Regions from separate parts of the Homo sapiens genome. Here region 2 is linked to region 1. The links are chromatin contacts, found by Hi-C or POLR2A ChIA-PET in ENCODE. All regions are on one chromosome and are shown on one strand. The core of a region is the stretch at or near the end of the contact, and the rest is flanking DNA. Distances in the headings are between cores, read along the strand shown. Region 1 overlaps LOC105372019 (a long non-coding RNA gene). Region 2 has its middle 27 kb from the start of CTAGE1.

Region 1 (4,227 bases), core at 158-2,657:
TTTCAGAAAGTGACCATGCACCCATAACAATGGCTAGTCTTCATGGCGCACACTCATGTTTTAGGCCATTTAATCCCCACATAGCCCTATGGGAAGGTTCCTTTAGCTTTTCCATTTGACAGTGGGTGACACACAGAAAGATAAAGAAACCAAGACAGGCTGCACATTTAACAAGCACAGAGTCAGGACTGGACCAGGCAGCCTGGCATCAGAAACTTTTCTCTTGAGACTCCTTTGCACTGCCTGTGTTTTCTGTTTCACTCCTACTGAGATATTAATCACCTACCAAAACTCAAAATACCACGGGAAACAGCATTCTGTGGTGGTTAAGAATATGGACTATGGATATAGAATGCCTGAGTTTACATCTCAGCTCCATCACTTAGCAGCTGTGTCACTTTGGGCATGTTACTTAACTTCTCAGTGCTTCATCTGTAACATAAGGATAATAATAATACTTCTTAGGGTTGCTTGAGGATGAGTTAATATATGTAAGGTAACCCGGCACATGTCCGTGTTAACTATTATTATTATTATTTCATCTCACCTATCTGCAGCTGAACTAGCACCAACGAATCTCATTATATGTGAACTGAATTAGGTTAAGCTCTGGGGTCAGATCCTGATCTCTTTATCTAGTGGTTGACAGTGTCACTCACTGTTGACAGGACAGCCTCTAACAGGGGTTATTGTCATCTCACGCAGTAGTGTTTCCTGTGGGTACAGAGAGTGGCTGCATGCATAAACCAAGGGCTTCTCAACTTTCCAACATATTAATAATAAAATGAAAAGACAGAAAATCACACTTATTGACCAATTCCAAAGGAAATTCATTTTACTTTACCAAATTGTTACCAAAATATTTGCTTATTTCAACTCTGGAAAAATACCTTTGGGAGGATGAAAGGGTTGAACTTTTACTTTTTATGCTTCAAATAACTTCTAAACACAAGCCTGTTTGGTGAAAAGGGAAAAAACCTGTGAATGTCTCACTTTGCAAAAGAACAACAGGAAGCTCTGGTTGGCAAGGTTTTACATGCACTTCAGAGAGTTTAAGGTCAAGGTGCAGAAGGGCTAGTGAGGAACTGGAGCTGAGGCTGAGCTTGTGGCTTAAGGGGTGGGTGCTAGATTTCTGCCTGCTTAGGAGGGGCTGTGCCTCTCCCTTCTCCCTTGGCCAGCTGCTCACAGGAACTTCTTTTTCTGGAGCCTTGTAGAAGATTCATCGTGGTCCCAGCACTTACACATCTGAGCCAGCTCAGGCTGGATGGAAAGTTTTGAGGGCCACCTATTCCTAAATATTCAGGAGGAGAAAAGAAAATCCCTTGCAAATGACAGGAAAAAGCCATCCTTTCTCAATACTTAAACATGACATTATGATTCCTGGAAACCACAACAAAAAAACAGAACAACATTCACTCTGTCTCAAAAATTCAAATAGGCACAAGGCAATGACATATGGTAGTTTTTGTTTCTCACAGAACTGAGATCTGCAGTTCTCAAGGACTTTCTGGATGGTGACTACAGCCAGGGGCAATGAGGTCAGCGTGGCTGGGGCTTTCCGGTCACTGGTGGGCAGAGGAGCACAGGGAGCATGTACTGGGGTTGGATCTATAGGCTGGGAGCCAGCAGGCCTGCACTCAAATGCAGTTCTACCACTTTCTACTTGTGGGGTTTGCTGATAAGGCCTCTCTGCCTCAGTTCCTCAGCTGCAAAGTAGGGAGAATAATAGTATTTGGCTCCCAGGGTGGCTGTGAGCGTTAAATGAATGAAGACATAGCAAGGTGTTCAATACCTTGCACGGGTCAGCTATTTAGTTAATGTTATTTATTATTGTTGTGCTCTGATCCTACTTGTGCAATCAGGGGAATGCCATTAACCTCTTTTTGTCCTTGTTTCTCCCTTATAAAATGGAATAAAAATACTTCTTTTGGGGCTGTTGTAAAGTTTAAATGGAATAGTGTACAAATTGGCATTTATTGAGTTGGGTTCAATAAGTGGTAGCCTTCCCAGGAAGGATCGTTTGGGAGTCTTCTACACCTTAGATTCCCCATGAGATCTTTTCAAAGGCAAATCTGATAACACATCTTTTCTTCCTGGAGAAGCCAAGGTTTGATCCTTGCTCAGAGCAGCTTGAAGCAGCAGTGAGTGAGTAAAGCTGGCACCCCTCCAGCTGAGAGAGGAAACCTGAACAAAACCATGGAAGGAAGTATCTAGAAGGCTTTATGCAGTGCTAGGCACACTTCTAAGGATGTGATAACTTAGTTCAACCTCACACACTCTTACAAGCTGGAACTACTATCATTTCCATTTTGCAGGTGATGAAACTGGATTCAAACCCAAGTCATCTGGCCCTGGAGTCTGTGTCCTGGGCATAACACACTGCCCTGGCATAGGAACTTTCCGAGGAGATAGGAGGCTGAGATCATGGTGGGGAAATGAGCAGAAAGGCTGGTGGGAGTGCTGTGAACACCAGGCCAACCTTCAATTTAAAACAATTCCTTCAAGGAAACACAGCTCCAACTATTCCTTGTCAGCAGAGCAGCTGCACACAGTCCCTTGTCCTGTATGTCCTGATAATCGTCCTTTTCCACTTCCTCTCTCCCCTCCCCCTGGCCGACTTATTGATACCGACGTGGACAAATGAGGTCAGAAAACTTCAGTGACCGCACACAGTGTCCTTCTCTATGGGTCACTCGCTCACAAGGTCAGCACAACAAACCCTCCTGCTGCAAGGATTGTCCCTGGGAAGCTGGGGGAGGAGCCTGCGTGCTTCCGCGTCTCCCTTGACTCCTGCCTGTCCGAGGCCAGAATGGGACTGCGCTGATTAGAGAGGGAGCAATTCTGGAGGGCAGGAGTGAGGTGGAGGAGGTGACCCTGAGCTAGGCAGAAGATCACGTAGGAGGCTGTTCACTGAAATGAGCTTTTGCACTTGGAACATTACATAATCAGAGAACACCTTGTTACCTTGTTTTGGTAATAATTAAGAGTTCAAATCAATCACCTTTCCATTCATTATTTTTAAAACGACAGATGTCAGAAATCTAAACCTTGTTTTTACTGTTTTGGGGGATGCGGGGAAGCGAGATTAGCCAGCCTCTGAATCACCCACCCACATGTGGTACATTCCTTGGGGTAATTAGAAGATTGTATGTTCCTCTTTCCAGAGATACTTGAAGAATCATACTGTAAATTTGTGTAACATTTTATAAATTATTTTGCGTACATTTTTAGGAGATGAGAAATCATTTTGTTTCAGATTAAAAACTCTCTCAAAATAAAATCTAAATATCTCTTCCTGGACATAGCTTTTTTCAGACTGCAACTGCAGAATGGGGCTTTTTTCTATCTCTCTTTATTTAAAGATCACATAAATTTTAAGAAAAGAAAGCCACTGGTTTTAGGAGTCTAAGAGCAAAGATTTAGAAAGAAGAAAGAATACGCCTTTGGAAGATCTGCATACTTTGGAAATGAAGAGAGTTTTATTTCTTAGAGACAGGAGGAAGATTTATAGATTTATGTTTCCTCCATAAGACAAATGACCGAAGCGCACGTTGTTGGTTTTTTTCAGCACTAAATCTAATCAATAACCTTTGTTACGAAAGAAACAAATAATCGCTAAAGTTTAGTAAAGGTATAAAATTCACTAGGTTCTAGTGTTCGGGTTATTTGAAACGTGTGTGTGTGTCTCTCTCTCTAGAGCTGTGCTTCAGCTAATTCCTGTTAAATAGTTATGGAGTATTTTTTTCTTTTTGCTACGAGCCTTGCAACATATGAGACAAATCAGACAAGTTTAGAATCACAGAATGTTAGGGCTGGAGAGGACGTGGCGCTAGCCGCGTGCCCAGAGTTTACAGTTGAGACGTTGAGGCCCCCAGAGCTGCTGAGACTTGCCCAGTGTCACCTAGCTGCTGAGGCCCGGGGACCTCGTTGTCGCATCCGACCTGGGGCGTGCGCAGCTCTAATTCTCCGCTCTGAATGCTGGCCCTGGAGTTGCCCCTGCTCTCTCACAGCTCAATACTTGGGGACCAAACTCTCTCTCTTTCTGCTCCCCTCACCCCCACCAAGCGCCGTACCCACCTCCCTCGCTATCAAACAAAAGCTCCAGGCATTGGAAACGTTTCCCCGCCGGGAGCGCCAGGGTCCGGCCGCGCTGCGGGGTCGGTCTGCGCGCGCGGCGGGGTGGTGGGCGCGTCTGGCCGCCCGGGTCTTCAGGCGCGCAGCGACGCC
Region 2 (4,009 bases), core at 1,127-3,626, 46 kb after region 1:
GGGGTGATGGTTGTAGCCAGATCTCCGCCTCTCTCATACAGGGGCAGAGGATAATTGAACATCATGTGGCAGTCACAGTTGTTTGCCTCCTGTGGCCCTGTAGGTAAGTTAGGAATAAATGTCAAGGAGCAATTGACTTTGCCCTGCTTGGGCCTGATTGTTTTCCCATTCTCCATAGGTGAGAAAAAATGGTGTGATTCAGCAAAAGAAACTATCATCAGAATGAACAGGCAACCTACGGAGTGGGAGAAAATGTTTGCAATGTATCCATCTGACAGAGGTCTAATATCCAGAATCTACAAGGAACTTAAACAAATTTACAAGAAAAAACCAAACAACCCCATTAAAAAGTGGGCAAAGGACATGAACAAACACTTCTCAAAAGAAAACATTCATGCTGCCAACAAAGATTAAATAAAGCTCACCATCACTGATCATTAGAGAAATGCAAATCAAAACCACAATGAGATACCATCTGACACCAGTCACAATGGTGATTATTAAAAGGTCATGAAACAACCAATGCTGGCTCGGTTGCAAAGAAATAGGAACCCTTTTACACTGTTGGTGGGAATATAGATTACTTCAACCATTGTGGAAGATGGTGTGGCAATTCCTCAAAGTTTTAGAACCAGAAATACCATTTGAATACCAGCAATTCAATTACTATGTATATACCCAAAGGAATATAATTCTTTCTAATACAAAGATACATGCATGCATATGTTCATTGCAGCACTATTCACAATAGCAAAGACATGGAATCAACCCAAATGCCCATCAATAATAGTCTGGATAAAGAAAATGTGGTACATATACACCATGGAATACTATGCAGCCATAAAAAGGAACCAGGTCATGTCCTCTGCAGGGATGTGGATAGAGCAGGAAGCCATTATCCTCAGCAAACTAATGCAGGAACAGAAAGCCAAACACCGCATGTTCTCACTTATAAGTGGAAGCTGAATAATGGGAACACACGGACACAGGGAGGGGAACAACACACACTGGGGCCTGTTAGGGGGTGGGGTGGAGGGAGGGAGGGCATTAGGATAAATAACTAATGCATGCTTAGCTTAATACCTAGGTGATGGGTTGATAAGTGCTGCAAATCACCATGACGCACGTTTACCTATGTAACAAACCTGCACATTCTGCACATGTACCCCAGAACTTTAAAAATAAAATGGTGTGCTTGCCCAGTGCCCATTGTGTACCAGGCCTCAGATGTTGCCTTGCTTCAGTCTTAGAAATTATACTTACAACATTGTGATGTGGGAATAATGTCGTTCATGTTTCCTTTCCTTTGTTATTTTTACCATTAAAGGAACTGAGGCTCAGCGAGGTAAAGCGACTTGTTCAAGGTGGGATCATGTCACATGGATAGAAAGCGGTCTATAAATGCTTATTGGTAATGAAATTTAAGTTGAAGGGAAAGAAAAGTAAAAGGTGACTTTGTGCTTTTATTCATTTGGTATTTATTCACTGCCTCTCAGGAACAAAGCATTAAGTTTTCATAGCATCATCTTCAGTTCATCATTCCTTGTAAGAGCTGCTTCGGTGTTCGTTGATAATTTTTCTCTTTCTTCTTTCATCCTCATTTCTTTCTGCCCCAGAGATATAACACTATTCTGTTTGGTATATGTCCTTGGGTATACATATGTCCTTGAAAAATGTACATAACATTATTTTACATAGGCATGAGTACATTTGCATATGTATACATATGTGAATTATATACATAGCATTGTTCTATGCACTTCATTCTATTTCTTGCTTTTTACTCAGTGCTTTTAAGTTCTCCATACATTTATTTATATCCATCTAGTTCATTGCTTCTGATTGTTGTATCCTATTCCATAATATCCATCCACATTCTCCCAGTGATGGACAAGTGGGTTACCTCTATCTCTTTACTACATCAATAATGTGTTGGGATCCTTGAATGTGTGAGCATTTCTCAGGGGAAAATATCTGGTCTCTATACTTTCAGTGGCAAATCAAAGCATGCAAGGAGAGCTGGACAGCTGGAGATGGTGTAATATTTATTTTAAATGCAACTAACAGGAACCGGAGGGCATCCCCCATTAAAGGGACTGCTCTACAAAGAGAACCATTAACATGAATGTAAATCACAGTAGCTTCAAGGACAGTTTAATAACAATCTGACTTTTTATTGGGTGAACAGGAGATGTACCAGCTTTCTCCTTACAGAGTCTTCTGGATCTTTTGCAGAGAGAGATTATATCTGAACTGCTATCGAGATGACTGAGGGCAGAGGGCTGCTCTGGGAGTAATGGCCATAAATCCAATTAGTAATTCACTTTCTCTTTTGCTACAGGCTCCATTTCCCCTGAATGTGGAGAAGATATGCATGTTGGTCATACTCTGGAACCCGGCCAATCCCGAGGGCTCTGTGTCATCATGCCACAAAAACATTCATGACACCTTGCATGGGAAAATACTAGAATGATACACATCACCCTAGCAACAGTAGAAACCTCTGCTGAAGGAAGTGGGAAAGGTGGTGGGTTGATGGCCTGGGGACTCGTCATACTTTATTCTGTATACTTGTGTATTGCTTCAAACAAAAATTTGTTCCTATCTTACTTGTGCAATAAGGAAAAGGAAAACCCTTTAGGGACCTCTAGAGAAGTTTAGCATGGTTAGAGCTCATAAAACTCCCTTTTTATGAAGGAGGAAACAAGGCAGCTGGAGCACCAGCAGGTTGTGTGTTCCTGCTCCCATGGCTGGGTGGGGACCAGAGCTTGTCCCTCTTGATTTCTCCACTTCAGTCCTAGGGATGCTGGGTACAAGCACCAGTGTGACCAGTGGCAAAACTGCAAGGGAGCCAATGAGCCCAGAGGCTGAGCCAACGCAGAAATGTCTTGGATTCCAGACCTGTTCTTGAGAACTTGGAAACTTAAGAAAGCAAATGCTTTAATGATTAATCTTTATGATTCCAAAGTAAAGAATGGAGATGGCTTGGATTAAAAACAAAACCTGTACCAGATTAATTTTGATTTTTAAAAAATCACGTAATTGAGACTAGCCTCGGCAATATGGCAAAACTCTGTCTCTACTAAACATACAAAAAAATAGCTGAGAGTGGTGGCATGTGCCTATAGTCCCAGCTACTCGAGAGGCTGAGGAGGGAGGATCACTTGAACCTAGGAAGTTGAGGCTGCAGTGAACCATGATCATGCCACTGCACTCCAGCTTAAGTGACAGAGCAAGACCTTGTCTCAAAAAAAAAATATTGCATAACTGCTTTACATTTATTTTCTCTGAGATTGAAAAGACACATGTTGAGAACAAGGGGGTTCTTTCTCTTCCTATGTCTATACTTACTACAAAGGTGTTTCTTGTGGGTTGATCATTTAAAAAATATTATTATCATAATTGTGGTATAAATGACAAAACCACACTTGCATGAGCTAGTGAAAAAAAAAAAAAGCACAAAGGATTTGGGTTTGAACCCCAGCCCTGGCATTTACTTGTCACCTTGAGCAAATGACCAAACCTCCCCATGCTTTAGTTTTATTGTGTGTAAAGTGGAAATAATATCACCTAATTCACATGATTACTATGAGGATCAACTGAGATACTCTAAGTAGAGGTGTTAGTACAATGGCTGGCACATAGTAAGCACTCAATAATGATGGCCATTATTATTTTAATAAGGACATATTCACTATTATTATTTTCCCTTGGACTACTCCAGGGATCAGTGAGATATTTTTTAGGTATACTAATAACTTGCTTTGAATTTCTCGAAAGCAGAGTCTGAGACAAGGATTTGTGTGCAGAGTGTTTGTTTGGAAGGTGATCCCGGGAAATGCAGTGAGGAAGTGAACCAGGGAAGAGAGAAAAAAGGCAATAAAAATATATCTCTGTGGGCAAACTGGACACAATCCTAAGACCTTCTGAGGGACTGTATAGAGTATATTTCTATTTCAAAGATCATAGGGGAGGCATGACACTTACATAGTGTCTGGTACAACTACGT

What was found. Hi-C counts contacts between places; a loop is a spot of excess contacts on that map. ChIA-PET counts read pairs that join two places held with the same protein, here RNA polymerase II (POLR2A). Pooled maps may share reads with other maps.
Region 2: a map of natural killer cell shows a loop between it and region 1 (7-fold over the local background). The contact joins two enhancer-like sites. A Hi-C loop is called at or near these places in 10 of 168 maps with a recorded cell type or tissue (PC-3, Right ventricle myocardium inferior, breast epithelium and 6 more), 1 of 37 single-sample maps with no recorded cell type and 8 of 50 pooled maps. POLR2A ChIA-PET finds 5 or more read pairs at or near these places in 3 of 52 experiments (K562, PC-3 and T-cell).

Annotation. Positions count from the first base shown.
Region 1 is chr18:22,344,389-22,348,615 of GRCh38, forward strand. It overlaps LOC105372019 (a long non-coding RNA gene), which reads right to left. Exons shown (of 2, transcript XR_935282.4): 2 at 3,458-4,227. Among named protein-coding and RNA genes, the nearest start is that of CTAGE1, 71 kb to the right of the region's middle. Within about 2 kb of position 1,408, at least 6 of the 41 ENCODE cell types and tissues checked have a DNase peak (open chromatin) inside an H3K27ac peak, as active enhancers do; they include natural killer cell, where a contact is called at or near this core.
Region 2 is chr18:22,389,360-22,393,368 of GRCh38, forward strand. No RefSeq gene overlaps it. Among named protein-coding and RNA genes, the nearest start is that of CTAGE1, 27 kb to the right of the region's middle. Within about 2 kb of position 2,377, at least 8 of the 41 ENCODE cell types and tissues checked have a DNase peak (open chromatin) inside an H3K27ac peak, as active enhancers do; they include natural killer cell, where a contact is called at or near this core.